Regions from separate parts of the Homo sapiens genome. Here region 1 is linked to region 2. A link is a loop called in an ENCODE intact Hi-C map of the cell type or tissue named here. Cell type or tissue: A673. All regions are shown on one strand. Each heading gives the region's core, and the rest is flanking DNA. Links, peaks and the distances in the headings are about the cores only. Region 1 overlaps LOC105371004 (a long non-coding RNA gene). Region 2 has its middle 55 kb from the start of SPATA8.

Region 1 (16,152 bases), core at 5,051-13,050, 230 kb before region 2:
CTCCCAATCTCCACTTTACTGGAGCATCATGAAATGTACAGCCAGTTTTGTCAACTATTAAATCGAGAGGATAACTGGCAATTATGTGTAAAATGGGAGTTGTGTAAATAGCATAATAGGATAAAGTATAAATTGTCTGCTTCTGCTTGGGCCTGTCCAAACTGGTTATCAACTCAGCCTCATTTCTGTAGATAGTTGTCCACATTAAACTTCTTTTGGACATAGCTTTATCTTGAGAGCATTATTTCTAGATGTGTCCTCATCCTTAAAATTAATGTATTTTGCCATTATAGAAGTGTTGTGTGTTTGTCTTCATTGATTTTGGATTCTTACTCTCTTCAGATCCGATTTACTCTAGTGTAGCTTAAAAGTGCATGGACTGTAGCATGGAGTATGCTGTGACTGGAGTTTGATTGCATTCCAGTCAATGTTGGGATGCAGTGAGAAATAGAATGTAAAAAGACTTATAAAACATTTAAAAATAGTACATGAAAAGACAGACCCAGAAAGCTTTGCAGAGTTGAGCCATCTATGCTCAGTGGAGAATATTAATGGAAATTGTTTAATGAGTGTCTTTCATAGTAATTATGTATTAAAACGCTAAACACTTGAATGGAAACTTTGGTCTCTGAGATTCTTGGAACGTTTTCTAGATTCCACTCCAGGGATGATTTCACCCCCTACTGCATCGCTCCCCTTCTGAGGCTGATTGTTTCATCTCCCTCAATGTACTCGGCAGTGGTTTGTTCTTTTATAAATCTGTTGACTAAAAAAGAACCCAAAAGTCAAACCAAAGTTGATAACCTTTAACTTTTGAGATTTTTCAAAGCCGGTTGAAGTAAAATCTGCTATTTATACTTTTCTTTTCTTTTACTTTTATGTCCTTATCAACTTGTTTATATAATTGGTACTTGGATCTCATCAGACAAAACTATCAGTGTTTTATGGTGTATATGGAGGAAATTACTAGGTAATAAATATTATATAAAGAGTATTGATAAAACTCAGATTTTGAAATATGTTTTATAATATTACATCCATAAATATGAGTTACATTATATCCCTGGAATGTTCCTCCTTATTCCTGTTTTTGCTGAAATTATAAATATGGATTCAATTTCTCCTTTAAATTTCAGTTATATTTCATTCCTTGGGCTTCTAACCTCAAGGGTCAAACTATAAAAAATTGTATATATTTTATTCTGTTGAAAGCTAACAACAATCCAGAATGATTTGTATAAATGAACCTGGTGAGAAAATAAGAACACATGCATAAATTATTTTGTATGCAATTTTTATAACTATAAATTTTGTAAAATATGTTATTTATAACATTGTCATTTCCGACAGTGGTATCATGGGTGTGAGAACATTCAACTACAAAAAATAGTCACAGAAGCATGAAAATTAGAGCTTAAAGAAATGTAAGAACACATCTGGTTTAATCCCCTCTCTTTAAAGATGGAGAAATGAAGATACAGAAAGGCAATGGGCCTTGTTTCTGGTGGCTCAGCCATTTAAGGGTAAAGCCCTGGCATACTGATGGTGTGTGGAAGCAACAGAAGAACTTTCTTCAGGCTACTGGTGTAAAGTTTCTATGGCCTAACTATGCAATCTTATGTGATACTCAGTGAAATGTCTTTGAAATTTTTATGTAAAGAATATTTTATGAGTACAAACTTCCACTAACTAGAAAACTCTATATTATGGATTGAATGTTTGTGTCCCCGCAAGACTTATATATTGAAACCCTAACCCCCAATGTATCAATATTTGGAGATTGGGCCTCTAAGGAAGTAAGGTTAAATGAGGTCATAAGAGTGGGGCCCTGATCCAATAGAATTAGTGCCCTTATTAGAAGACACACCGGAGAGTTCCAGAGAGCACACTCCCTTTCTCTCTTTCTCCCTCTCCCCCAATCCAGCATGCATAAAAACATCATCTTAGCATACAGAAAGATGGCGGCCACCTACAAGTCCAGAGAAGAGACATCAGAATGAAACCTACCTTGCCAGCTCAGATTTTGCAATATGTTTTGTAATATTACATCCATAAATATGAGTTACATTATATCCATGGAATGTTATGTCATGGGCTTTCCATCCTCCAGAACCATGAGAAATACATTTGTTATTAAACCACCCAATTTGTAGTATTTCGTTATGGCAGACTGAGCAGTCTAATGCACTATAATAATTCATGTGAGATTTACCTAAATTTCCCGCTTTTTAATTTTATACAAAGAACTGTTTTTTTGGGTTTTTTTTAGCAAACACATAGTATTAAGTAAAAGAAAAAGAAACTTTTTAGGACAATGATTTCCTAATATGGGTAGGGATACGACAATCAGTTTGGAAGTGCATATTCTCACATTATTACTATTGCAATGAATATTCCTGTAGGTGAAGTTCTGCATGTATCCTTGATTATTTTCTCAGAAAAATTATTGGAATGGTACTTGCTGGACCAAAGTATGCACTTTTTAAGGCTTTGAAGTAGTAAGCTTTCGCAGAAATATTGACTGCAGATTATACTACTCTCCGGAAATTAGCTTTGCAACATAGGTGGGTATGTCAATGGATAAGAGGCAGGAAAGAGGGCTGCTGTATGTACTCATAGGTAACTGCCTCTCACATTTGGAGAACTCAGCTTAGGTTGTGATTCTAAAAGTGCACTTGGGAATCTAAGAGAGAATGAGGTAAAGGGAAGAGAAAGAACCTGCTCTCACATTTGTTTACTGAAGACAAATTGCCAAAGTACTACAATTAGAAGATACCCTGCTCCCTAAAAATTATTACCCCCCAAAGTCTCTACAACCTAATTAAAATGTAAGGTTTGTTTTTTGTTTTTTTGAGATGGAGTCCCACTCTATTGCCCAGGCTGGAGTGCAATGGTGCAATCTCGGCTCACTGCAACCTCTGCTTCCTGGGTTCAAGTAATTCTCCTGCCTCAGCCTCCCAAGTAACTAGGATTATAGGCATGCACCACCGTGCCTGGCTAATTTTTGTATTTTTAGTAGAGAGAGGGTTTCACCATATTGGTCAGGCTCGTCTTGAACTCCTGACCTCAGGTGATCCACCTGCCTCAGCCTCCCAAAGTGCCAGGATTACAGGCTTAAGCCATTGCACCTGGCCTCAAATGAAAGTTATTATTGGTCAATTAAAAATAAAATTAACTTTAAAAAAAGATAAGCAGAATTCATGTGTGAATCTGACCTGAAATCAGGCTTCCTGAACTGGGGCATTGATTCAAACTACTTTCTCTTTCCTTTCTTTTTTTTTTTTTTTTTTCTTCTTTCTTTTTAAATTTAGGAACCTAAGACCAGTTTGCTACAAGAATACAATTGGTATTCCCCACAGTCACCCTCACAAGGGACACTTACAAAGCACACTCCAATCTCAGCCATTACTGACTGACAAGGTAAGAATTTTATATTTTACATCGCTTCATATCAAGAAATTCTTCAAAATGATAACTGATGCAGTTAAGCTTCCCAGAAAATGAACAGTTTGGAGGATTAGGCTAGAAAACCTGGTCACCTTTTGAAAATCTCCAGCTAGTAGCCACAAGGGGAATTTTTGAACTGCAAAGGTGAGCTTTGCAGGCCTGCACCTTGACCCCTGTCTCAGTCTGGGGCTCAGGAATTGAAGGCTGTATGATTTTATTTGAAATGTCTACCTGGCATGGAGCAAGGACAACAAAAAAAAAATTGAAAGTGTAAAAAAAGAAAAGCTATTATATCTTACAGCAGTACCTCCTGTAGTAATGAACTTTAAAACCAGTATGTTTAAACGCTTCCACACATAGGCACGCCCTCCCATCCACTTTGCACTACTCATACCTTCACATGCTAAGAAAAGTTACATTTTAAAAGGAGAGAAAGTATATCATAGAGATATACTAATCCTCTAATTCCTTAGAGGAGCGAATAACCTTTTCTCTTGATATAGGAACCAAGCATTGATCTGTCACACTGTTTGTTCTAGCAGAGCTCCCAGAGGCACATTCAGTTTGAAACGTTAAGGCTAGTTCATTAGGCGTCCCTGGCTCCTTTCTCTGAGAGAATCAAGATAACACCGTGGTTAGTTAATGGCTTTCTCTTGTTTCCCCCAGAGCCTGCCTGTCTGAAGCCTGCAGGCCCGAGAAGCTTCTTTCTCCCTTCTCTTGGCTATTAGTCACAGCTGGTAAGGCTCACAGGAACCGAGACTGTTTGAAAACAGTTGGATCACGAAAACGTTTGAGTCTTTCTGCTGCAAGCAACAAACTTGGCCCAGGCTGCCACAAGGAGATGGAGTGGGAGTGGGGGTGGCGATGGGATGCACCAGGAACGAAGGAAGAAAGGGAAATTGCTAACCACCTCACTTCAAAATCTTCTCTGAGGGAGCCCGTGGTAAGCACCCTTGCTGGGAAGGTGGACGGACTAACTTTTAAAATGAAGTGATGTTGCCTCTTGGGGCTAATGTCTTCTGCCCAGCACCCAATGTCCTCACCTGGAACCCCGTATTCTGGAAATGGGGCAGTGGGGGCAGAAGCTAATGGTGAGACCCTAGAATGCAGTGAGCTACCTTCGGCTGCTGCAATTCTCCAAGACCTGCCCACCCCTTTTTCTTCTATACTTACTTTGTACAGAACCAGTGGGGGAGGAAAGAAAAAAAAGAAGTTAGGTATTAGGTATTATAGATAAACTCAAAATCCAAAACCCAACCCATAGACCTCTCTCATGTCCAGGGGTAGAACTGCTGAATGAGAAACATGATGCCCTACAAGTATGACCTGACTTTTAATAGCCCTGTTATCTGGTTGTTCAAGGCACTACCTCACAAAAGCAGCTCCGGGAAAACCAAATCATTTTAGATTCTGCCTCTCATAGGACCTTGGCAAACTACTAACAGGGCCCATATGTCTACCTGTTCCCTGGAGTGGCTGGTGTGCTCCCCTGCAAAGGAGATGCTAAGACGGTCCATGATGCTGTCGGTGATGACAATGATGTCATCACCAGTAACAAATCACGCTTTGTCACTGCCCTGATCTTGAGTCATGAATACTATGGTGGCATTGGGTTTATGAGAACAGGAAACATATATGCTTTGGGGTCAAGTTTAAATACAAGCTGGAAGAGTTTCATTTCCCTTTCAGGGTGCCTACAGGATTCATATTATACTGAGAAATCACAGAGGAAAGTTTTATGAGGGATCAGGTCAAGCCCATGAAAGTAATGGGGCTCTTCACGTCACCTCTTTCGGGGCAGTCTGAAGCTGGTTCCATATCTGGCTTGGATTTTTCAGATAATAACCTTGCCTCTTCTTAAATGGTTTGAGAAAATGTAGGTTCTTCCTCTGAATTTGGAACATGCCAATGACTTACCAGACATGACAAATACAGGAGGGTATACAGATTTCTAGATTCTAACTTGTTGAAAGATAAAACAAAAAGCCACTCAAACACACTTTCATTCTTTTTCCAAAAATGGAAATATGTGTGTCACATTTCTAATTTACAAGGTCTATTGCAATTATGTTTTAGGCTATTATCCTGGTTCAAATGTCACAGATAGAAGATAATAAAAACAAGAAGAAATAAAATTCAAGATCCATTAGAACACTTCTGGATTGTCCATTACAGCATGTATTACCCAACAGAAAGATGATCACTAATAGATGACAAGCTATTTAATTTTATGTTTACTTTTGGAAGGATGCAGGTACTGTGCAGGGTTTCTACAACACATCAGCATTGCTTACACCAGTACTTCAAATATGAGTTATTTAATCACCCAAGTTAAATGAAAATAACCAAATGATTAAATAAAATCAAGTCATACTTCATGTGAAGACTTTACTTCGGCTTATAATTTGGGAGACTTTCCCTAACGTTGCCATGTTCCACATTAATGTATTGCATAATATTGGCCAGGCGTGGTGGCTCACGCCTGTAATCCCAGCACTTTGGGCAGCTGAGGCGGGCAGATCACAAGGTCAGGAGTTTGAGACCATCCTGCCTAACATGGTGAAACCCCGTCTCTACTAAAAATACAAAAAAAATTAGGCGTGGTGGCCAGCGCCTGTAGTCTCAGCTACTCAGGAGGCTGAGGCAGGAGAATGGCGTGAACCTGGGAGGCGGGGCTTGCAGTGAGCCAAGATCGCACCACTGCACTCCAGCCTGAGCGAGAGAGCGAGACTCCATCTAAATATATATATATACACACACATACATACACATATATACACATATATACATATATATACACATATATGTATATACACACACACATATATACACATACATATATATGTATCTATACACATACATATATATACATATACACATATATATACATATATATATTGCATAATGTTATCTGACAACCTATTCTGTGGGGGAATGTTTCTATGAGTATGCATGAAGTTACATTAGTGTTGTTCATTTATTCATCAGGCACCAATTACAACTGCATTATTTAATGCAACTCATTCTCAGCACTTTTGGTCCTGGTAACTTTATCCTTATTCTCTTCTTTCTGCATCACTCCTTCTTCAGTGTGTATTCTTCCTCACATTCTCTGCACAGTAATTGTCCATGGTCTCAGTCATTGGTTCTATTGATCTGTATTTTCCTCCCCAGAGACAAAAAGCACTATGTCCATTCACAAAGGCTACATCAGATTCCGTTCCACTTTGCCTTCATTGAACACTTACTATATTCATAGCATGTCTTTTTCTGGTCACTGCAGGAAATATAAAGATAAATAAGTCTCAATGCCTGCTGTCTTGGCAGATGAAATGATAATAATGATATAATAACTGAAAACACTTATTTAGCACTAATTACAGGCCATTCTAAGTGCTCCATACACATGAACTCATTTAATCTTTAAGGAATCCTTTGACAGAGTCACTATCATTATCCTCATTGTGCAGAGAAGGAAACAAAGACATAAGAGAGGTTGGGTTATTGCTCAGTGTCGTACAAGGATAAAATGACCATGGTGCAAAGGGAAATTGAAAAGTTGTATGCAGAAGACACAAACAAAAAGATCATGGAGAATCAACTGATGGGGCAGGGTAGGGGAGGAGACCATAGGCCATATTTCCTAAAAAGACAACCTATGAACAAAAATTTTACAGTAAAATTTAAAGACTTGTTATGTTCTTAGAACTTACAATGAATATTTTGTTTCACATAATTCCAACCAAATCCCCATTTCACCAGTGAGAAATTAGAAACTTAGAAAATGGGTTTGCTAGCCAGGCATGGTGGCTCATGCCTGTAATCCCAGCACTTCGGGACGCTGAGGCGGACAGATCACCTAAAGTCAGGAGTTTGAGACCAGCCTGGCCAACATGGCGAAACCCCATCTCTACTAAAAATACAAAAAAAATAGCTAGGCGTGGTGGTGGTCGCCTGTAATCCCAGCTACTCGGGAGGCTGAGGCAAGAGTATCGCTTGAACCTGGGAGTTGGAGGTTGCAGTGAGCCGAGATTGCAGCATTGCACTCCAGCCTGGGTGACAGAACAGGACACTGTCTCAAAAAAAAAAAGAAAAAAGAAAAAAGAAAATAGGTTTGCTAATGTTAAAATGCAATACCAGAGTTTAAACCTAGGGCAGTCTTAACCCAACATCCATGTTTTTAGCCACTCTACTAAACTGCTTGTATCTCCAAGGTAGATGGTAAAGGATGAGTTAAATTTTGAAAGCCAGAATTAGGAGGAGAGGATAATATAAGTGAAGAAGTATGAGTATAAAATCAATGAGGAGGTTTGCCAGAAATAGAGAAAGGGTGAGTTTACCTATTCATGCTGCAGCAAGAATGCATGACACATACATGACAGATAGGAGGCACACAGATGGACTTTTACAGTCTCTGGGGAGGTACGATAGTCCATGAGACACTGACACCTGGTGTAATGTGGCAAGAGTGAGCCTGAGATGCTTGTGTAGAGAAATAGGGAAACAGATAAGAAAAGAAAGATGGGCTGGGCGTGGTGGTTCACTCCTGTAATTCCAGAACTTTGGAAGGCCAAGGTGGGCAGATCACCTGAGGTCAGGAGGAGTTCGAGACCAGCCTGGACAACATGGTGAAACCCTGTCTCTAATAAAAATACAAAAATTAGTCAGGCATGGTAGCATGCCGCTATAATCCCAGTTACTCGAGAAGCTGAGGCACGAGAATCGCTTGAAACTGGGAGGCGGAGGTTGCAGTGAGCTGAGATCTCGCCATTGTACTCCAACCTGGGCAACAGAGCGAGACAAAGAAAAGAAAAGAAAAGGGAAGAAAAGGGAGGGGAAAAAGAAAAGAAAAGAGAGGAAGGAAGGAAGGAAGGGAAAAGAGAGAGAAAGAAGAAAGAAAAAGAGAGAAAGAAGAGAAAGAAAAAAAGAAAGAAAAAGAAAGAAAAAAGAAAGAAAAAGAAAGAGAAAGAAAGAAAGAAAAGAAAAAGAAAAAGAGAGAGAAGGATATATCATAATATCACAACGGGCCTTAAATGCCAAGCTAAGACATTTTAACTGACTATGTCATGCAGTGAGCAGCTACTTTCTATTATTTAGAAGAATGCATGATAGGAATTATGGTTTAGTAGCACTAATTAGACAATGAGATATATTGGGGGAAGTAACAGAAGGAGCATTTTTGAAGTCCTTAAAAATAACTTAAAAAAATCTATGGGTATTTGAATACCAATGGGGACTGTGATAATCAAAAAGAGGGGATAAATCCAAAAGTGACTATTGAAATAGAATACATATTTCTGATGTTGATGGGCTTAAAGGAAGGACTGAACAATGATTGCCAAGTTTCCACACTGATTGACTCGTAAAACAATGGTGTGGTGCCTACAGCAAAGGTCAAGAAAGCATGACGTCGCCAGGCGTGGTAGCTCACGCCTGTAATCCCAGCACTTTGGGAGGCTGAGGTGGGCAGATCACCTGAGGTCAGGAGTTTGAGACCATCCTAGCTAACAACCCCATCTCTACTAAAGTACAAAAAATTAGCTGGGCGTTGTGGCACGCCTGTAGTCCCAGCTACTCGGGAGGCTGAGGCAGGAGAATCGCTTGAACCCGGGAGGTGGAGGTTACAGTGAGCCGAGATCGCTCCACTGCACTCCAGCCTGGGTGACAGAGCGAGACTCCGTCAAAGAAAAAAAAAAAGAAAGAAGGCAGGGAGGGAGGGAGGGAGGAAGGGTGAGTGGGAGGGAGGGAGGGAGGAAGGAAGGAAGGAAGGAAGGAAAGAAGGAATCGTGATGCCTACTTAATGTTATGCTCAAAAAGATGAGTTTGAATTTTGAAGTACTTGATTTGAGACACCCACCCAGCATTCCACTGGAGCAGTCCAGCAGGCACTTAAAATGTGGGTCTGTGCTCATGGAAGAAGTTGGAATGGGAAACTTAAATTTTAAAATAAACTTTAAAAAATTGTTTTAGATTTGCAGAAAATTGTGAAGATACTATGAAAGGTTTCCATATACCCTGCACCCAGTTCTATTATTAACATCTTGCATAACTATGGTACATTTTTTTAAATTGATGAGCCAATAATTATATGTTCTTATTCACTAAAGTCCATAATTCATTCAGATTTCCTTAGTTCTTACTTAATGTCCTTTTTCTGTTCCAGGATCTCATGCAGGATACTGCATTACGATCAGTTGTCATGTCCCCTTAGGCTCATTTTGACTGTTAGAGATTCTTAGACTTTCACTGTTTTTTTATGACATTGACTAATTAAGGAGGACTGGTTAGGAATTTTGTAGAAAGTCAGTCTTTTGGGATTTGTCTGAAGTTTTTCTCATGGTTAGACTGGGATTATGTGTCTTTGGAAGGAAGACCACAAAGGTAAAATGTCATTCTCATCACATCAAGGGTATATATTATCAATATGACTGATCATATTGATGTTAACGTTCATCATTGTGTGTAGAGCTGGTTTGTTTCTTTAGTTGCTCAGTTTTGTTTCTTAGCACTTTCTTACCTTCTGCCACTGCAAGATGCTTCAGGATCATCTTGCATATTTCTTGCCCTGGGCTTAGAATCAGTCCTTTCTCTGAGGATCCCTGGTTCCTTTTTATCTGGGCACTAGATGTGGCCATTGCCACTGGAATGGCCTTGCTTCTAAGTCCTCCTAGATAACAGAGCAAGGAAATATGTGTGTGTATACTAACCCAAGTACACATACAGATCTATAAATATTTTATATGTAACCATCTGTGTCTATATTAAGTAAACATGACTTTATACTGATGTGTCCAATTCTAATTCATGATCACGTGGGTCATCCTAGCTTCCTCTCCTTGCTTATCTGTAAAGTCCCACTCTAACAGGAGAAATCTGGCTGTCACCATTGCTATTCATTTACTTAATTGCCCAACATCAGCAGACATTTTTCGTGGTATTAGAATTGTTAGTCGACACCTCAGTGAAACCGCCTTCTCACTGAAGCACAGGGCTTATGTACACTTTCTTTTCACTTTAGTTTCATGGACTCTGCTCATTTCCAAAGTACATAGGTCAGCCTCTCCTCCCCATCCCCAACCAGAATACATTTTGAGAAGCTTAATTTGCACAAAAATGATGGCAAATAACAAGAGTTTAGATGAATTTGATGAAGGAGTACAGGACCAAAGGCACATTTTGAGGAAATGCTGTAGTTTTTTGAAAGGGTAGGAGAAGATGGAACAAGTGACAAATGATAGTTAAAAAAATAAAGAAAGAAAGAAATAGGAGGAGAATGAAGAGGGGACAGTGGTACAGCAGAAACTGGTAGGAAGTTTTACAGAAGAAAGGCTGGTTAGTTGGATCATCAGGAGCATAAAGTTGGACACAGGTTCTCACATCTATGGCCAGACATGAGCTTCCTACGTGAGACCATTTCGTTTTTACAAATGTCCACCAAAGACACTCCCTATTTTGGGTTCCTGTTGTATATTCTCAAGTAATGTCTTCATTTCACCCCCAAATAAACTTCTCCCCCCATTCTCTTCCTCCTCCTCGTCCGTCTCCACTTATTTTCTTCCTCCTCTCCTCTTTCAGTCATCACGTTTTTCTAGCATCACCCAGTCTAGTTTACCTAGATTTTCAAGACTTGATCTTCCATTCATTATTCTTCAAATAAAATGATCAAATAGAATTTCCTTCCAAGAGCCTCTTGATCCTGTATTCTCCAGAAGTAGTGAGATGTTCCCTGTGGAAACTCCCATCATATTTTACTTCCCCTGCTACACCAGTGCTGTTTGTTAACTTCTCTATCTTTTGCGAGCCTGTCAACTGCATAAGAAGAAGACCATGTTTACTTCAGTCACCATTGAATATGCCAGTAGAGTATATGACATATGGTAAGCACTTGATAAATAGTTGGTACATAAACACACCCACAATAAGAACCCTTTGCCCTTGCCATGTCAGTCTGACCCACAAATGATATATCTGTGGTCATCTTTGAGACCTATTTATTTAATTATCCTTTTTTCTCATCATCATCAACCAGAACCTACCCATCCTTCAGCTTTTCAATGATCCCTTTCACTTCCCAATTTGTAAAATATTCATGGTTATTCAGTTGCTCATTTTGCTTTACCATGATTTAATTTTTTCATGAGTCCTTGTTTATGACATCAGCAAAGGATAAAATCTATATTTAACAGTAGAAAACATTTATTGAACACCAACACTATATATGTAGGAAGACTTGTTCTTTATCATTTAGAGACTTGTTATGTGGCTATGTTAACAGGGACATGGAATGATGAGGGAGTACTTGAAAAGTAACATAGGGGAAAGCATGTGGCAGAATACAGACTTGCTTAGTAATTGCAAATGGAAAATAAAGCCCAACTTTGGGTAAAAATTGTCAGGAAAGGTAAGAGAAAGTTACTGAGTCATGGGAACTTTTTGGTGGTGGAACAAATACAGCATCCCTTGGAGATGTTGCAGGTTTGGTTCTCTAATAAAGCTAATATCACAATAAAGCAAGTCACATGACTGTTGGTTTCCCAGTGCATATAAAAGTTATATTTAAACTTTTTTTAAACACTGTAGGTCTATTAAGTATGTGATAGCATTATGTCTATAAAAAAGTACATACCTTAATTAAAAATACTTTATTGCTAAAACATACTAATGATCATCTGAGCCTTTGGCAAATTATAATCTTTTTGCTAGAAGAGGGTTTCCTTTGATGTTGATGGCTATCGATTATCAGGGTAGTGGTTGCTGAAGGTAATATGGCTGTGGTAATTCCTTAAGACAACAATTAAAATTGCCCCACTGATTGACTCTTCTGTTCATGAGAGATTTCTCTGCAGTATGTGATACTGTTTAATAGCATTTTACCCACAGTAGAACTTCTTTCAAAACCAGAGCCAACCGCTCAAAGCCTGCCACTGCCATATCAACTAAATTTATATAATATTCTAAATCACTGGTTGTCGTTTCAACAATGTTCACAACGTCTTCACCAGGAGAACATTCCATCTCCAGAAACCACTTTCTTTGCTCACCCATAAGAAGCAACTCCTCATCCATTCAAGTTTTAGAATGAGAATGCAGCAAATCTGTCACATCTTCAGCCTTCACATCTTCACATCTAATTCCCACTCTCTTGCTATTTCCACCACATCTTCAGTTACTTCCTCCACTAAAGTCTTTAACCCTTCAAAGTCATCCATGAGTGTTGAAATCAACTTCTTCCAAACTCCTGTTAATGTTGACATTTTGACTTCCTCTCATGAATCACAAATGTTCTTATTGGCATCTACAATGATGAATCCTTTTCCAGAAGATTTTCCATTTACTTTGCCCAGATCCATCAAAGGAATCACTATCTGTGGCAGCTGTAGGCTTACAGAAGGTATTTTTTAAATAATATGAATTGAAAGTTGAAATTACTGCTCGATCCATGGGATGTAGAATGAATGTTAGACTAGCAGGCATGACAACAACATTAATCTCCAAGTATATCTTCATCAAAGCTCTAAGGTGACCAGGTACATTGTCAATGAGCAGGAAAATTTTGAAAGGAATTTTTTTTTTTTTCTGAAGACTAGGTCTTAACAGTGGACTTAAAATATTCAATAAACCATGCTATAAACAGATTTACTGTCACCCAGTCCTTGTTTTTTTCATTTAGAGGGCATAGGCAGAGTAGTCTTAGCATAATTATTCATGGCTCTAGCATTTTCTGCATGGTAAATGAGCATCGGTTTCAACTTAAAGTCACTAGCTGCATTCGCTCCTCACATGAGAGTCAGCCTGTCTTTTGAAGCTTTGAAGCCAGGAATTGACTTCTCTTCTGTAGCTAATGAAGTCCCAGATCAGTAGTCTTAGCTAGATCTTCTAGATAACTTACTTAAGTGTCTACATCAGCACTTGCTGCTTCGCCTTGCACTTTTATGTTATGGAGATGGCTTGTTTCCTTAAACCTCATGAACCAAGCTCTGCTATCTGCAAACTTTTCTTCTACAGCCTTCTTACCTCTCTCCAGCCTTCATAAAATTAAAGAGAGATAGAGTCTTTCTCTGAATTAGGCTTTGGCATAAGGGAATGTTCTGACTAGTTTAATCTTCTATCTATGCCACTGAAACTTTCTCCATATCAGCAATAAGTCTTTTTCACTTGTTTTCATTTTTGTGTTCACCAGAGTAGCACTTTTAATTTTCTTCGGGACCGTTTTCTTCACATTCACAATGTGGCTAACTGGCACAAAAGGCCTAGCTTTCAGCCTATTTTGGCTTTCAACATGACTTCTTCACTAATCTTATTCATTTCTAGTGTTTTATTTAAAAGGTCTGTGACTCTTCACTTGAACACTTAGAGCCATTGTAGGGTTATTAACTGTCCTCATTTCTATCTTGTTGTGTCTGAGAGAACAGAGAGACCCAAGAAGTGGGAGACAGACAGGAAAACAGTCTATTGCTGGAACACTCAGAACACACACATTTATTAAGTTTGCTGCCTTCTATGGGTGCAGTTGGTGGTGCTGCAAAACAGCTGCAACAGTAGCAGTAAAACTCACTAACTGCAGATCATCATAACATATATAATAATAAAGAAAAAATTTAAATATTATAATTACCAAAATCTGACACAGAGACATTAAGCGAGCACATGATATTGGAAAAATGGTGTCAATAGACTTGTTCCATGCACATTTGCCACAAACTTTCAATATGTAAAGCATGCAATATCTATGAAGTACAATAAAACAAAGTGCAATAAAACAAAATATGCCCATACAGGAAACTGACTGCTCTTTCTTATCTGTTTTGCTGGTCTCCTTCAGAGTCAGAGTGGTTAAAAAATAAAACAAAACAAAACAAACAAACAAAAAAAGGTTGTCAGAAGGTCTGACTCCAAGTGAGCCTTGGGTCATGGTTGACTAGTTGTATAACCCTGGGCAAGTCACATAACTCCACCAAGCATCAGTTACTCCTCACTCAGATGGTGTCTTAATGTTAGCCTACTTCTCAGGGACTGTATTAAAGTGCAGATGCCAGTGAACGGTTTTCAAGGGGAGTGGGTAATGGTGAAAGAAGAATCAACACAGATTCCTAGATTTCGAGGCCTCAACCTACATGCAAAGAGTACTGTCATTGACTGAGATGAGAAAACCAGAAGAGGAGGTGGTTTAGGTGTGGAGGGAGGAGAAAGTTGGGGAGCCAGTGAATCACAAGTGCCCTTCTCAACATGCTCCATTTGTGATACCCATTAGATAGCGGGCTTCCTCCTGCTTAATTCAGATCTCTGCTTCCTGACACATTAACCCAAATGCCATGCTCAGTCACTTTCTCTTTCTAGTTTCACTTCAATTTTTTCTTAGAATATATCCCTTTTTGAAATTACGTTAGATTTCTATTTGTTTGTTTGTTTTTTATGTCCCCCATTAGAATGTGCATACTACAAGGACAAGTATTTTGTGTTGTTCACTATAAAGCCTCTAATGCCCGGTACAGTGGATGGCAGATTGTGGATATTTAACAACGAATGAAAAAAATAAATGAAGGAATGAGTCTAAGGAGAGATGTGGATAGAACTTTTGGATATAGGAGTTTGGGGATCATGGGTCAGATCAAAACTTAAAAAAAAAAAAACTTACTGGTTTCCTGCAATCAAATATGATATAAAGTCATGAGAATATGGATGGATAAGAAAAAGAGGAGAAAATGCCAGTTAAGGAAGGTTGAGAGACTTGCCGACACCAAAGAACATACGTGGAGGAGACAGGTTTAAGTTTAGTTGCTTGTTGCCTTCTGAGCTGAGGCTTTGAAGTGCTGCTCTGTCCTGCCTCCTCCAATGGGGGAGTGATCCTTGCCCAGACCCCACCCCTCCACCCTCCAAGAAAATCACCCTCACCCATGCCCTCCACCAGACCTTCAACAAGATCTGAGGCAGCTTCATGTTGACACACTATGAGTGAGAGTAGCTTGTTGAATTTAAAAGATGTTTGTATTTGTGTAGGGAAAGAAATTTGTAATTCAAAAGAACCTATTTTTAACAGCAGAATTTAAGTTTCAGCCTCAGAGCACTCTCAGAGATTGTTAAAGCAGAAAGCCTTAGGTGTCTGTCTAGTCACTGCGGATAGTTGCTTGTCAACAGTTGAATATGAAAACTCTTATTCCCAGAAGATCGGTGACCAGGGAACTCTGTGATCTCATCCTAGTTTTTCTACTCAGGAATTCCCCAGGGTCTTTCTACAAGTAGAGTGATAGCCCAAAATAAAGCCAAAATAGTGTCTTTTGCTATTGGTTTTGCTACTCAACTAAGGAAACAGAAAGAGAGGGATAGGCTCCACGTTCCCTGCCAGGTACTTAAGTGGAAAACCATCTGCACTATTTCAATGTAAGTGTAATGTCCCTGGTTAAGATCTTGCAGCCCACTGCACTTGAAAGGCCCAGAAATTCATGAATACAGACTGATTTTTGTTAAGCTGGGTACACTGAGTTAGTTCTTGAGCTTGGAATGCTTGCAAAAAAGAATCAAACACACTGTCAGGAAATCAGGGCTCCTTTAAGGGCGCAAAAAAAAATAGAACATCTTTCTCATTTGCTTCAGGGGACAAGCAACCTAACATGCCATTTTCCCTACAGAGTCTGTGATCAAGAGTTTTAGGAGATCTGAATTCATGACAAAATTAAAAAAGCAAAAAGTTCAGAACATTCAATCTGC
Region 2 (16,152 bases), core at 4,607-12,606:
CAGCCCAAATGCCCATCAATCAATGAGTGGATAAAGAAATTGTGGTATATGTGTACCATGTAATACTATTCAGTCATAAAAAGGAACGAAATAGTGGCATTTGCAGCAACCTGGATGAAATCGGAGACCCTTATTCTAAGTGAAGTAACTGAGGAATGGAAAACCAAACATCATATGTTCTCACTAAGCTATGAAGATGCGAAGGCATAAGAATGGTACAATGGACTTTGGGGCATTGGGGGAAAGGATAGGAGCGGGGCGAGGAATAAAACACTACACATTGGGTAGGTACAGTGTACACTGCTCTGGTGATGGGTGCACCAAAATCTCAGAAATCACCACTGAAGAACTTACTCATGTAATGAAACACCACCTGTTCTCCAAAAACCTATGGAAATAAAACATAAAAATAAAAAAAAAATAAAAAAATAAAAAGTAAAGAACTTATCTTTAGGTGGTACCAGGAACGGGCAAGACGGAGGCAGATGTGAGAGAAGTTAGAGAACACAGGCAAAGAAGGATAAGGACAAGTCAAAGAGTCCCCTAAGCTGTTGTTCCTAAGTTCTGTTTTATATTTTTTGCTGTGGTGCCATGAGGAGAAGCTAGTGGCTATATGAAACTTCACACCACACGGGACATCCAGCACAAACATTCTGGACCTCAGCAGACACGCTGGAACTTGCCACACAAACGTGGGGGCCACACACCTATTTAGAGCTAGTGTTTCATAGCCTGAGGGGAGGGGAACAGAGGGATCTGAGGAGAAGCTTCTGGAGAATGCCTGTATTTAAGATGTAGATAGAGAATTACTGGTCAGATAGAAAAATCTGAGGAGAGGTAAAGTTTTGAGACTGAGGGACAAGGAGTATTGAATGCCAAAGGGGATTCTAAAATGGATAATCGATGGGCCCTCATTCATTCATTGTGCTTTCAATAGTAACCCAATTCTACTTCTAGCCAGGATTGGTCTAATTAGGTGATGTGACTCTTCCAAGGGATCAAGTCCAAGCTCCATGCCTACTCAATGGTGCCAGATGTGGTGGGGAATAAAAGAGCTTCTTTCCCTTGGTAAACTGAAATTTCGATCAAATGAAAGAGGACATGAAATCGACTGCCACCATGTGCCAGCACCAGAAGTGCTATCAGATTCCAACAGTGCATTCACTGAGCGATGTAGTCATTCAGTAAATATATAGTAAGTATGTATCAAAGGCCTGCTGTGTATCGGGCTCTGGAGCAGGCAACGAGAATACAAGGCTAAAGATGGATATTCCCGGCACTTGGGAAGCTTAGAGTGCTACAGGGAAGACAGGCATTAAACAAATAAGAAAGCAATTATCCATGAATTACAATTCTGGTGAATTTCATGAAGAAGCAGTGCAAAGTGCTATCAGCGTATTGGAGAGGGATCTGGGTCTTTCTGGAGAGTCCAGGACATTTTCCTGAGAAAGAGACATTTAAGCTGATATTTGGGAGATGCATTACAGCAAAATTGTAGGAAGAAGAGGCAAAAGGAAAAGGGCCTAGAGACAAGAAGGACTATTTCTTCTTTGAATAATAGAAAAAAAGGTCAATAGGATGAAGCACAGAAAGAGAGAGGGGACAGAAGAAACTGAAGGGACAGTGAGGTGGTCAGGGTGATAGGACCCAGCAAGAATGCCAGCTTGAGTCTGGTCAACTTCAGCAGTGGAGAGCCATTGAGAGGTTTTAAACACAATCAGGTTTTGCTGCAGAATGAACAGTGAATGAGACGGTTATTATAATTGGGCTATTATAATATCTGAGGCAAGAGATGATGGTTGCTGGAAATACACAAATGTGAGCGATATTGAATGAGTCACATAAACCAGAATTGTGACTGAATATAAGAGCATCAGAAAGTGAAGATGGCGATGACGAGCGTCGGGTTTCTGGTAAAAAGTCAGGAGTTTCTCCCCTCCCCACCACCTCAAATGCCTTCCAATATACATAGAATAAAATCTAAAATCCTTGACGTGGACCTTCAACTCCCTCTATTTGCTGGCTCCAGACTCCTTCTCCAACTTGATTTTCTCCCTGCCTTATCCACATCTCTGCACATCCACTGCTGTGGCCTACGTGCTGTTCCTGAAGCACATGAGATACACAAGACACCAGAGAGACTGCAGATTCAGTTCCAGGCCACCACAATCAAGCAGATATTGGAACAGCAAGTCACAGAAATTTTTTGGTTTCCCAGTACACACAAAAGTTTTGTATATACTATAAATATATACATACTTAAGTGTATACTTACGTGTGCAATGGCAGTGTGTCTAAAAAGAAGAACATTAGATTAAATTAATTTAAAAATTAATTAATGCTGGTTACAGTGGCTCACACCTGTAATCCCAGCATTTTGGGAGGCCAAGGCAGGCAGATCACTTGAGGTCAGGAGTTTGAGACCAGCCTGGCCAATATGATGAAACCCCTTCTCCACTAAAAATAAAAAATTAGCCAGAAGTGGTGGCACATGCCTGTGGTCCCAGCTACTTGGGGGAGGCTGAGGCAGGAGAATTGCTTGAACCTGGGAGGCAGAGGCTGCACTGAACCGAGACTCTGTCCCCCCCAAAAAAAATTAAAAATAAAAATAAATTAACTAAAAGTACCTTTTTGCTTAAAAAATGCTAATCATCATCTGAGGCTTCAGGAGGTGGTAATCTTTTTCCCAGTCATAATCTTTTTTTCCAGAAATCATCATCTCTTACCTGGAATATTATAATAGCCCAATTGTAATAACCTTGCCTTGATGGTTGTGGCTGCTGACAGATCAGTGTTGTTATTGATGAAGGTTAGAGTGGCTGTGGCCATATCTTAAAAAAAAAAAAGATAACAATGAAGTTTACCTCATCATAAAAATATTTCTCTGTAGCATATGATGCTGTTGGATAGCTTGTTACTTCATAGTAGAACTTCTTTCAAAATTGGAGTCAATTCTCACAAACCACACACTGCTTAATCAATTATGTTTATGTAATATCCTAAATTCTTGGTTGTCATTTGAACAATGCTCACAGCATCTTCATCAGGAGTAGATTCCATCTCAGGAAACCACGTTCTTTGCTCATCCATTAGAAGCAAAGTTTGTTTGTTTGTTTGTTTGTTTGTTTTGAGACAGAGTCTTGCTCTTGTTGCCCAGGCTGGAGTGTAATCATGCGATCTCTGCTCACTGCAAACTCCGCCTCCCAGGATCAAGCACTTCTCCTGCCTCAGCCTCCTGCGTAGCTGGGATTACAGGCATGCACCACCACACCCGGCTAATTTTGTATTTTTAGTGGAGACAGGGTTTCTCCATGTTGGTCAGGCTGGTCTTGAACTCCTGACCTCAGGTGATCCACCCGTCTCGGCCTCCCAAAGTGCTTGGATTACAGGCATGAACCACTGTGCCCAGCCAGAAGCAACTTCTTATGCACTCAACAATTCAGTCCCATCTTCAGCCTCCACTTCTAAGTCTAGTTCTTTTACTATTTCTACCACATCTACAGTTACTTCCTCCACAGATAACTTAAACCCCTCAAAGTCATCCATAAGAGTAGGAATAAGTTTCTTTCAAACCCCTGTTAATGTGGATATTTTCAGCTCTTCCCATGAATCATGAATGCTCCTAATGGCATATAGAATGGTGAATCCTTTCCAGAAGGTTTTCAGTTTACTTTGCCCAGATGCATCAGAGGAATCACTGTTTATGATAGTAATAGCCTTACAAAATGTACGTATTTAAATAATGAGACTTGAAAGTCACTATCACTGCTTAATCCATGGGCTACAGAATAGATGTGTTAGCAGGCATGGCAACAACATTAATCTTCTTCTACATCTCCATCAGAGCTCTTGGGTGACCAGGTGCATTGTCAATGAGTAGTAATATTTTGAAAACCTGTTTGGAAGTTCTAGCAGGGGAGTGCAGCTAATCTTATATCCATGACTGAAGACTGGTCTTCCTCTATTGGGGATGGTCGTCCTCTTCATCCGAATGTACAGCTTCAGGAAGGACACACACAGAGTGGTAAGGGAGGAAGGCAACACCCGTCTAGCCAGCCAGATCACAGAATCAACCTTGGCAATCAATGGGGTGAGAGATGTTGCAGCCAGATTGCCCTCACATCCAATGAGCAGTAATATTTTGAAAGAACCTTTTTTTTTTTTCTGAGCAGTAGGTCTCAACAGTGGGCTTAAAATATTCAGTAAATCATGCTATAAACTGATATACTGTCATCTAGCCTTTATTGTTCCATTTATAAAGCATAAGTAAAGTAGATTTAGCATAACTTTTAAGGGCCCCAGTATCTTCTGAATGGTAAATACACACTGATTTCAACTTAAAGTCACCAGCTTCATTAGCCCTTTTCAAGAGAGTCAGCCTGTCCCTTAAAGTTTTAAAGCCGGCATTGACTTATCCTCTCTAACTATAAAAGTCCTAGATGGCGTCTTCTTCCAACAGAAGGCTGTTTTGTCTATATTGGAAATCTGTTGTTTAGTGAAGCCATCTTCATCCATGATCTCAGCTAGATCTTCTGAATATCTTGCTGCAGCTTCTACGTGAGCACTTGATGCTTCACCTTGCACTTTTGTGGTATGGAGGCAGCTTCTTTTCTTAAACCTCATTAACCAACCCCTCCAAGCTTCAGACTTTTCCTTTGTGGTTTCCTCACCTCTCTCAGCCATTACAGAATTAATGACAATTAGTGCCCTGCTCTGGATTAGGCTTTGTCTTAAGAGAATTTTGTGGCTGGTTTGATCTCCTATCCAGACCACAATAACTTTCTTCACATTATTAACAAGGCTATCTTGTTTTCTTAACATTCATATGTTCACCAGTGGCACTTTAAATTTCCTTCAAAAACTTTCTATTTGCATTCACAACTTGGCTATTTGATGCAAGAGGCCAGCTTTCAGCCCATCACGCTTACAAGCTATCTCAGCTTTGAACATATCTTTTTCACTAAGCTTAATTATTTCTAGATTTTGACTTAAAGTGAGAGACATTGAACTCTTCCTTCCACCCGAACGCTTAGGGGCCATTGTAGGTTATTAATTGGCCTAACTTCAATATGTTGCATTGCAGGATATCGGGAGATCCAAGGAGAAAAAGAGAGACAGAGAATGTTCAGTGTAGCAATAAGAACCTACACGTTTATTAATTAAGTGTGCTGTCTTATATGGGCATGGCTTATGGTGCTCCAAAACAATTACAAAGTCACATCAAAGATCACTGATCACAGTGCTATAACAGATATAATAATAATAAAGTTTGAAATATTTGTGTCACAGAGGCGTGAAGTGAGCATATGCTGTGGGAAAAATGGTGCTGATAGACTTGCTTTGAGCAGGGTTACCACAAACCTTCAATTTGTAAAAAAATAAAGTCATAAAATAAAAATGCAATGTCTGTGAAGCATAATAAAACAAGGTTTACCTGCATTTTCACTTATGGGGCTTTGCTCCATACCTGCCTGGTTTCCAGCAACATTTTCTTCCCATTAGTTCTCCTCCCATCACATTTCAAAACATAAGTCTGATAATGTCATTTCCCTGCTAAAAACTTAAAACCTATCATTGGTACAAAATTGACATGGGATAAAGTCCAAGTCCCCTAATAGGGTTTCTCAAAACTGTCCACTAATAAAAGCTAATACTGGACAGGATTAAATGAGAGACTCCACAGGCTTTGCGGACACAGGGAGTGATGCCTCGTAAAATTTCTTTATATTCTCAAGTTTTACGTTAAAAACTCAAGCTAAGTTGGCATTTATTATATAATATAGCCATATTTACTTAAACATGAAGATACTTTTTTAAACTGTGGTAAAATGCATATAACATATAATTTACTATCATAAGCATTTCTAAGCATACCATTTAGTAATGTTGAGTGCATTTCCATTATCATGCTACCATCGCTACCATTCATCTCCAGAACCTTTTTTCATCTTGAGTAACTGAAAGTCTGCATCCATTAAACACTAATTTCTCATTTCTCCCTTCCCCCACCCCAGGAAACCACCGTTCTACTTTCTGTCTCTATGAATTTGACTATTCTATGTACCTCAAGTAAGTGTAATCATACAGTATTTACCTTTTTGTTTCTGGCTTATTTCACTTAGCATAATATTCTTAAGGTCTATCCATGTTGTAGCATGTGTCAAGATTTTTTTGTTTTTTAAGTCTGCATAATACTCTATTGCATGTATATATCACATTTTGTCTATTCATTCACCTATCCATGGACACTTGAGTGACTTCCACATTTTGGCTACTGTGATTAATACTGCTCTGAATATTGGCATACAAATATCTCTCAAGTCACTGCTTTCATTTCTTTTGTGTATATACTCAGAAGTGGAATTGCTGGATCATATGTTAAATCTATGGGTAATTTTTTAGAAACTGCCATACTGTTTTCTGTAGCAACTTCATCATTTTACATTAACAACAATAGTACATGAGGGTTCCAATTTCTCCACATCCTCACTGACACGTATGTTTTTTGTTTGGGGATTTTTTTTAGTAGTAACCATCTTAATGGAAGTGAGGTGATATCTCATTGTGATTTTGATTTGCATTTCCTGAATGATCAGTGATGTGGGAGCACCTTTTCATGTGTGTGGACACTTTTACAGCCTCTGTTGAATTGATGCTCTCAGAATCCCCAGCTCCCGCATACATGCGCCACATCGAGATCTGAGCAGACATTCAGAGCCCTCCAGCTTGAGTGCTCACCTACCTTTTCACCCTGAGCTCTGCTCCTTCACAGGCACGACCTTGGAAAATCTTTCATACCAACACAACAACAGTCAACACAGAAGACTTCCGTGACCCCAAAATATCTGGAGATTCCTTCCCACCAGCAGGCAAGCAGTCAATTCTGCAGGGGACATGAACTAGGCATCCTCCAGTTCACTTCCCACGTTATCCACCTGGAGATAGCATCAGATCCCACACATTGAGGACTCAGTCCCCAAGACTGTCCCTGACTTCAGACACCAGTCACAAGTCCAGACCTCAAGAACTTCTGACTGATCAGCTTAAAGTTATGGTTCCCATGACCCTAACTTAGTTTGCTGGAGCAGCTCACAGAACTCAGGGAAACATTTACTTATGCTTACTGGTTTAATACAAAGGATATTACAAAGGACACAGATTAAGAGATGCATAGGGCAAGGTCCTGAGCTTCCATGTCCTCCTTGGGTATGCCACCATCCAGGAACCTCCACATGTTCAGATATCCAGAAGTTCTCTGAATCCTGTCCTCTTGGGTTTTTATGGAGGCCCGATTACATAAGCATGATTGCTTAAACCATTGGTTTAATGGCTCTCAGTGATGAACTTGACCTTTAGCCCCTCTCCCCACCAAGGACACTGAGGGCAGGTTGGGCTGAAAGCTCCAATCCTCCAACCATGCCTCTGTCTTTCCCTTGACAAGCCCCGCCCTGAAGCTCTCAGTCAACATTAGCATACAACAAGACAGTACTTTGGCGATTCCAAGGATTTTAGGAGTTGCATGGCAGCAAATGGGATGAAGACCAAATATATATTTCACAAAATAACTGGTGCCATATACTCTGGGGATTTCCAGTGCTGTACTTTTTATGCTACATGGCCTACCCTCTTTCACCTCCTGCTCTTTGTACATGGTTTCCTCTGATTGGAGGCCTTTCTTTCTTTCCCACTTATTCATCTTTCAGGGCTAATTATAAATCTTCCCTACCACTATATTGGTCCTTGTTCAACATTTTTGGAGAGATTAATTACCCTCACTTCTAATTCCCATAATACTTTTTTCCCACTTTTTCCATTCAGCCAGTATCATGATTGTGTCATTTTCCTCATGAGACTGGCTTTATCATCTTTGCAACCTCAGCTGGGAGCCCAGGGCCTGACTCATGATTGAAGCTCCAAGAAATGTCTGCTTAGTGAACAGATGGAGAGGGCTTTGCAAATGGGAAGAGTATGAGCCAAGTTATGGAGTGAGGAGCAGGACTCAATTTCAGAAAAGTTAGTGCCTGCAGAATTTACATCTACATAAAAGTATGGGGATTTGCAAAGTTTAAGACATTGCAGATAGCTGGACATTTGAATTCTTCAGAGGCTAGAGATCTCACCGATGTGACCTGGCCTCACATAAGGAACATTCAATAGCTCAATCAAAGCCAAAGAGTGAAGAGCAGAGGGACTGATGGCTTACAGAAAGAGCTTACAGCTTGCCTAGCAAGAGTCAATAAAACTTTAAAATCAATATGCTGATGAACTGCCAGCTAGAAAACGTCACGGAATAGGTTGATATGGCCATAAGGGATCTAAGAATAATCTTGTACTGCAGTATTCTAGTCCCGTCCCTCATCACCATCCCCAGGTATCTGAATACTACAAAATCTCTGTAAGCTCAGTGGTTCCTTATAGAAAAGACAATAAAAGTTATATTTTCACAGATTTTATTCAACAATAAAAGTGATGGATAATTATGGAGAAAATTTAGAAAACACAAGTAAAGCTAAAAAAAAAATCGGAAACTGTCTAGAGGTTACCACAATTAACAATTACATGAGCTTCCTTCCTTCCTTCCTTCCTTCCTTCCTTCCTTCCTTCCTTCCTTCCTTCCTTCCTTCCTTTTTTTTGTAGAGACGGAGTCTCGTTCTGTCACCCAGGCTGGAGTGCAGTGGCACAATCTCAGCTCACTGCAACCTCCGCCTCCCAGGTTTAAGCAATTCTCCTGCCTCAGCGCCCCCCTGAGTAGCTGGGACTACAGGCACATGCCGCCACGCCCGATTAATTTCTTTTGTATTTTAGTAGAGACGGGGTTTCACCGTGTTGCCCAGGCTGGTCTCGAACTCTGAGCTCAGGCAATCCCCCAACCTCAGCCTCTCAAAGTGCTAGGATTATAGGCATGAGCCACCACACCTGGCTGAGATCCCATTGTTTCTTAAGCACATGTTTTGGCATGACTGAGGCAATTCTTGACATGTATTTGGTATATTTCTTTTTTAATGAAACAGCATTGACTTATGTTGCAGAAAACTCTTTGCAAGCATCATTTTTAAAAGCTACATAAGTCCCTCATTAAAGCATAATTTATTAAACATTCTTCTGTTTTTGGACACTTATTTAAAATATTAAACTGAATATTTACATTCATGAAACTTTTAGAAATGTTTTGTGTTAGTTCCTTAAATAATGTGAAATAAAGATGCTTAATGCCCACCTACCAGTGCTACTTTGAGGGTTACGAGACATTAACCCTCCTACTATACACTTTTATGCATCCTGAAATCTGAGGATAAGTAATATAATTTTGATTTAATATTGATAGAATAAGAAAAAAATTAATAATAACAGAGTTGAAATCAGGGGACCAAAATTCATTCTAGCCAGTAAAATATAACCAAATTGTCACAAAACTTGTCTCAGTGAAGTACATTCCTCACCACATTTTTTTATGATCTCATCTTTCTAGAATATGGTAGAAATATTATCATTCTAATCATATGCATATATGTAGATGTGCACACGTACACATAGTTGATTATAAAAAACTATATTGCCACTATTTCAGTTTAAATACTGTTAAACCATTCTACATACCACAAAATAATAAAGAGCATATTATGATTCATCTGAAAGAACCAGCCCAAATTACAATCAGCCAAAGTGCATTCAAGCACAGAAGCGATCTTCAATAATTTAAATACAGCCTTTAGTTAAATTAAAAATGCTTATCAAAAAGGTTTTGATGACTCAATTTTAATAAGTTTAATAAATTATCTCTAAATCATTATCTTTTACAAATAATTTGATTTTATAAAATAACCTTTATCAAAACTCCCTCTGAATTGCATGTGTCTGAAAATAGAAGAAATGTTAACCTGTTTTTCATGGTTTAGAGAGCCTATATTTTTAACTTCTTCAGCTTTTGAGTCTATTAGTCTACTGTATTTTTCTACGGCGCACCATGGATAGAGCATGGATGCCATCTACTAGGCAGCTATCATGGCATTGATAGAAAATTTCTAGTAGAAAGGAACAATGCCCGTTTAATTGAAATTTAACAGCAAGTAAAAATGTGCAACATCCAAATAGACCCTGAAAATCCACTGTGATCCCCAAGACTCAGAGGTGAGGTGCAATTCTGAAAATAGAAAGCCAATCAGAAATTGCTTAGCTGAAGAAAGTGGCTTAAGAGGCTTCTGCTTTTAGGCTGAGCTTATCAGAATGGGAATTACCTTTACTGGAAATAAATCACATTGTTTTCTTCACAGGTGGCTCAATTTAGCTGTTTAATCTGAGAGAAATGATAGACTTAAGAGCAGAGGAAAAATCTCTTGGTTCATCAGGTTTGGAGGAGTATGAAAAATACTTTATCTCTGTTTCAATATTTCTATCTGATAATCAGTTGTGTAGACTGTAATTTCAGAGTAATTTGAAGCATAGAAAATAGAGTCTTACAAATAGGTGTGTCTTGGAGTGTCATATAGATGGCAGCAGGCTAAGGTATTTGTTTAGAAATAATATTTTGTTTTTACTGTCAGGTTTAATAACTTGCCCGAAATATATGTGTACATATTTTCTCAGACAGTTTTCCAAAGGAAAAGGTCATTCAATTTTGATGACTGGCCGCATAATGTACTCTATTTGGTCAAGGCAGGAAACTAGCTGAGGTAGGAAAAAGATAGTTTAGAAAACCATGCATGCTTTAAACTAAGAATACCTAAAAGTAATGCAAATCTAAATCTTTATTTGGTTGAACTCTATTACAATTATGTAAACTGCAAATGTAAATGTGATGGACACAACTCAAAAGTAAATGTAAGAAAAATATATTAAATTTAATACAGAAATAATTATAATGCTTAATAGAGAACAATGAGTCCATGCCTATGTTTAGAAAATATAGCACGTTAGAAAACACATATAATGCAAGAAAAATTATTAACACTTTCTCATAACAACATATTTTGCATGCAATACCATAAGTTGAACTAGCAAAATAACAAGAAGTATGTGGTTTTAATTGATTTATCTAATTATGTGACATAAAGCCTAGGAATTGACTTAAGGGAAAATCCTAACAGGGTAAAATGCACAGTCTGAAGAGAATGGAAAGCTGGGAAACGTCCTGAGAAAATGCTATACCCAAGAAACAAATGTTTTAAAATAAAAGGCAAAAATAGGCCAGGCGCGGTGGCTCACGCCTGTAATCCCAACACTTTGGGAGGCCGAGGCAGGCAGATCACGAGGTCAGGAGATCAAGGCCATCCTGGCTAACATGGTGAAACCCCGTCTCTACTAAAAAAATACAAAACAATTAGCCGGGCGTGGTGGCGGGTGCCTGTGGTCCCAGCTACTCAGGAGGCTGAGGCAGGAGAATGGCATGAACCCGGGAGGCAGAACTTGCAGTGAGCCGAGATCGCACCACTGCATTCCAGCCTGGGCAATAGAGCAAGACTCCATATCAAAAAAAAAGGCAGAAATAAATGAAATTTTAAAAGTGATGCATTAACAATACTTTTAATCTGTAATGTTACGATAAATCGGCATTCTGATTAATTATGAATTAGAACTTTAGGCTGAATGTGCTCAAGAGCTTTTTGACTTGAATGTTCCATTTCCATGTACCATATTTAATGTGGGCGGTGGGGGGAACAATGACCATGTTGGGGCCCTAGTCCATTCGCAGTGCCTGTCTCTCTGTTTCTAGATTCCTTGAAAGAAGAGACTTATGCTTGTGGGTGTGTATCTGCCCTTCCACCTCAGGGCTCCACAGCATTTTGGTAAAACAGGCGTTCAACAGACATTTATGCAAGACATCATTGATCGTTAACAGAGGCAGTTCTAGAAAGCTACCGACACCTCTCCACAGGGTCTGGAGTAAATTGGGAATGTATAATACTTTCTGAGCTACCTGAGGTAGCTATGAGGAAGACAGGACAAGATGGTAAGGATGGAGCTGAAGAGGAATACAGGCTAAAGGGAAAGGATCAACTACTCCCCCCATTTCACACCCCTACGGAAAAATGCTGTGTTGTGTCCGACACTGCTCCAGGAACTTGGGGATACAGCAGAAAACAAAACCAAAATGGCGGCAAGGAGGAACCTAAACTTTTAATCCAATGGAGGCAGACAGATGATAAATGCAGTAAATAAGTAAATTTTGAGTTTCTCGGAGGGATAAAATTGCTTTAAGATAAGAAGGATGGGGCATGCATTGGTTAGCTTGTAATTTAGTTATCAAGGGAAGGAAAAGTCCAGGTATTGAGGACAGCAAACACAAAAAGCCTTGATGCAGGGGTGGGTCTGGTGGGGTTCATGGAATAGTAGACTGATTTTTCCCTTCAAGTAGGTAAGAAAGAATAATAGACCTTTGTGGGTTTCTGGCTATTTCTTGACAAAAGCAAGCCTTATTGGTGCATTTGCTTTAAAGACATCTGAATTATTCTACCAGATAAAAAAACAAGAAGGGCCTACAATCTGCCCCGTACACAGATGACACTAGAAAGGAGTCAGGCCTGCTGCAGGCTGAGGGTGGGAATTTTTCATGGCAGAGATGAAAAGTCGGAACAAATCATTAAGGCTTAACTCCAAGAGAGAAGGCCACAAAGGAGCTGTCTTAAAAGAATGACGGAGGCACAGCTAAAGGAGAAATGTGAGCGTACCCAAATGTAGACAGGAAGCTCAAAAATCAGTAAACTTTGCATTTGGTAAAGGCAAATGGCATTGTAAGGATTTGAGAGATAACCTTTCTGTCTCCTAATGCATGATTTCCTTATTCTAAATTATTCCATGTTACGGAAAAATGGAACTAAGGAAAGGAACTAATGAGTGCTATATAGGCAGAAACCCCATTTCTTGAACGCAGTTCCTGTTTTAATCTCTTTTCACCTCTTCCTCCAATTATAGATGTAGTTTCCTTTTAACAGTATTGGGAAAGTAGTTGAAAGTGTCAAAAATCAAGAGAAAGGTGAGATGAGCTGAGGTTGCTTCTCTGAGAAACGTCTCCACAAGCTGCCATTTTGATGAGGAAACTGGTGACTCATTAGAACGTCTCTTCTATATGATGGCAGACAGGCTGGTTTGCTGACTACAGGGATAAACACAAATGACAACATTTCACCACGTTAATAGACAATAGAGTCACGGGCCAATTGGAGATCAGCTCATTTCAATGCAGAAAATGATTACACATGCAAACAAACAAAAAGTAAGACAGGTAAACTCCTTGGCATGTAATACAGCTCTGGATTATTCAATGTAATGATTTGGGGAGTGCAAATGCTATGACTTCTTAATCCATGCATGGATTTTTATACATGGATGTATGTTCATGTAAATATATAGTGTTAAGCAGGAGATCATGTTTCACACAGTCCTTCTCCTCTTCCTTCCTCTTCTGCAATAGTGGATAAAATTAGATTATTTGAGAAAATGATATTAGCACTCATCCAAAATATGGGTATGGAAATGTAAATAATAATGTATGCGACCAGAATTTGTAACCTTGAAACAGTACAGGTTTTGGTTGAGAAGATAATACATCAAACTGCCTTAAAACTCCCACCACTTTGCCCCAGGAAAGTTGATTAAAAAAGATTTTGGATTTTTTTTGAGTCAAGTGGGTAAACTCAGAGATATCTGTAAAGCTCTCTGTCCTGAATTCCTTAGCAAGGTGAGAATCAGACCTCCAAGGACCTGGGGTAACCTGTCTCATACTACCTGCCAAAAAGTGTTAATTTCCTGATCACTGAATATGTCTAAGTGAATTCTTTATTTTATTTTATTTTATTTTATTTTATTTTATTTTATTTTATTTTTTCAGATGGAGTTTCCCTCTTCTGTCACCCAGGCTGGAGTGCTGGAGTGCAGTGGCACAATTTCGGTTCACTGAAACCTCTGCCTCCCAGACTCAAGTGTCCTCCTGCTTCAGCCTCCAGAGTAGCTGGGACTACAGGAGTGCACCACCATGCCTGACTAATTTTTGTCACAATTTAAAGACATTAGAAATGTATTTATGTCACCTGAGAACTAGCTTTTTCTGGCTGCAGATATGTTAGCTTGCTCAACTCCTAGATTTCCAGAATAAACTCTTAATTTCCTCTTTAGCTAAATGATAGTGTAGTTCAGAGGGTATGTTAGATGACCAATGAATGCTTTTTACATCTTAGCACTATTTAGCCACTGCCTTGCCAACCACAACCCAAACTCCAGATTCAGGCCTACCGTCTTTTCTTGACGCTCTTCTAGAGAGAGAAGAAAATGTTATTGATCCACAACTTTGGGGAAGATAAGCATGAGGCAGAGTCAGCTTGGAATTGAGTGAGTCCTGTGAAGGTTTTCCATCTCAGATGCCTAACAGGGCCTTCACACATGAAAATTATTAAGTTTCACAATTATGTGTTAGTTTAAGCAAATACTTGGAAGGCAATTCACAAGTGTATTTAGGCCTCTTTATAAGAGGGATTGCTATGCACAGGGGGATTTAAAAAACACCAGCTTTACTGGGCTAGTTTCTTGTGTAACGATTGTAATATATTACATTTGCATATATTTTAAAGCCAGCAAAACTCTTTCACAAATGGCTTGTCATTGCCAAGCATGTGTTAGAAATGATTGAGAACTCTACAAAGTGAATTAAAAGTGCAAAAATGCTACATATTTTTATCATGAAAAATGAAACCAAATGTTTTAAAAGCCGAATATTTTAGGACAATATATGGTAATAATCAATCAATGGTTTCAGCCTTAGTTTTACTACTGGTCTACTTTGGGCTTAAAGTTGACGTCTCATTGCATTGAAAATTATTTGATAAGAGAAAATAAAATACATTTTACCAACATGAAAGGGTACCAATAACAAGAAAATTGTGGACAGGTGCGGTGATTCACGCCTGCAATCCTAGCACTTTGGGAGGCCGATGCAGGTGTATTACCTGAGCTCAGGAGATCAAGACCAGCCTGGGCAACATGGTGAAACCCCGTCTCTACTAAAATACAAAAAATTAGCTGGGTGTGGTGGTAGGCACCTGTAATCCCAGCTACTCTGGAGGCTGAAACAGGAGAATCACTTGAACCCAGGAGGTGGAGATTGAAGTGAGCCGAGATCACGCCATTGCACTCCAGCCTGGGCGACTGAGCAAGACTCAGTCTCAAAGAAAAGAAAAGAAAAGAAAAGAAAATTGTAAGGAGTTTTCTCAATTAATAACCCAAATAAGAGAATTCTTTCCATGTATCAATCATGATACTAAGCACTTTACACACATGTATGTTATGTAATCATTATATCATGCATGCAAGGTAATGAGTATTATTTTCCTCATTTTATAAAAGAGGAAACTGATGTTTGAGGCTACTTTGCTTAAGACCACAGAACTAGCAAAGGAAAAGAGAAGTGAATGTATCCCTGATCCCCTTTAACACTTCTTACACAGCCTCCCCACAATGTCCAGTATTAACTTCATAAATGAGCCATACCACCAATATGAGAAAATAAGAAATGTCCACATGTGCCAATTATTCATGTATGATCTCTTAGCTCCTTCTATATTTTGCCCTGTAATGTTGGCATTGAGACGCTGTGAACTGCCTTTCCAAGATTCCTTTCTTAGCTGGCTTTTTGATGGATTCTGTCAATATGAGGCACTACAGGAAAATTGGAATGAGAGAGACGACAGAAGGGACTTCTGACAGCTACCATTGTAGTACCAGTTGAGCTTCCTGGCAGCAGTTATTTCCAGCCTCCAGCTTCTTCAGGCATTCTCAGAACCAGTGTTATCAAACCTTCTCCAAGGTATCAGCACCAACTAGTCATGCTCAGTGGGGCTCCTCGTCCAAGCTCCTTGTTCTTGAAGTTCAACACTTCTCTTTGTTCACTCAGCCCTAGAAGTGATTGATGGCTCCGTTCGTTATCTTGGTTTCTTCGGTGTTCTTTTCTTCTCTTTTTCTTTTCTTTTTGCCTCCTCCTACTACAAAACCTGTACAGCCAATTTCAATAAGCTCTATTCAAATATTTGGTTTGGTTTCTCTTTTCCTGTAAGACCCTGGAAAAAACAGTACTTGGTACCATGAATAAGACACTCAAAGGAGATATTCTAGGATTGATTTGGTTATGTCTTTGCACATGAGCACAGCCAGTGAAAAATAGGATAC

What was found. Peaks named below come from ENCODE experiments on the same cell type or tissue, not always from the same donor. Only the 100,000 strongest peaks of a DNase experiment are listed, where the experiment ranks them.
Region 1: a loop joins it to region 2, with 17 times the contacts of the local background. A loop is called at or near these places in 2 of 110 quality-filtered maps.

The regions. Positions count from the first base shown.
Region 1 is chr15:97,060,738-97,076,889 of GRCh38, reverse strand. LOC105371004 (a long non-coding RNA gene) reads left to right here. Exons shown (of 5, transcript XR_932683.2): 3 at 3,312-3,420; 4 at 4,114-4,390; 5 at 5,524-5,825. Among named protein-coding and RNA genes, the nearest start is that of LINC02253, 170 kb to the left of the region's middle. In A673, for the core only: CTCF peaks have their summits at 7,864 (motif pointing left) and 10,034; DNase peaks (open chromatin) are centred at 8,559, 8,699, 9,259, 9,639 and 3 weaker places; H3K27ac peaks cover 6,787 bases.
Region 2 is chr15:96,830,042-96,846,193 of GRCh38, reverse strand. It overlaps the pseudogene RN7SKP181. Among named protein-coding and RNA genes, the nearest start is that of SPATA8, 55 kb to the right of the region's middle. In A673, for the core only: no CTCF peak of the experiment used is centred there; DNase peaks (open chromatin) are centred at 7,893, 8,423 and 8,753; H3K27ac peaks cover 5,476 bases.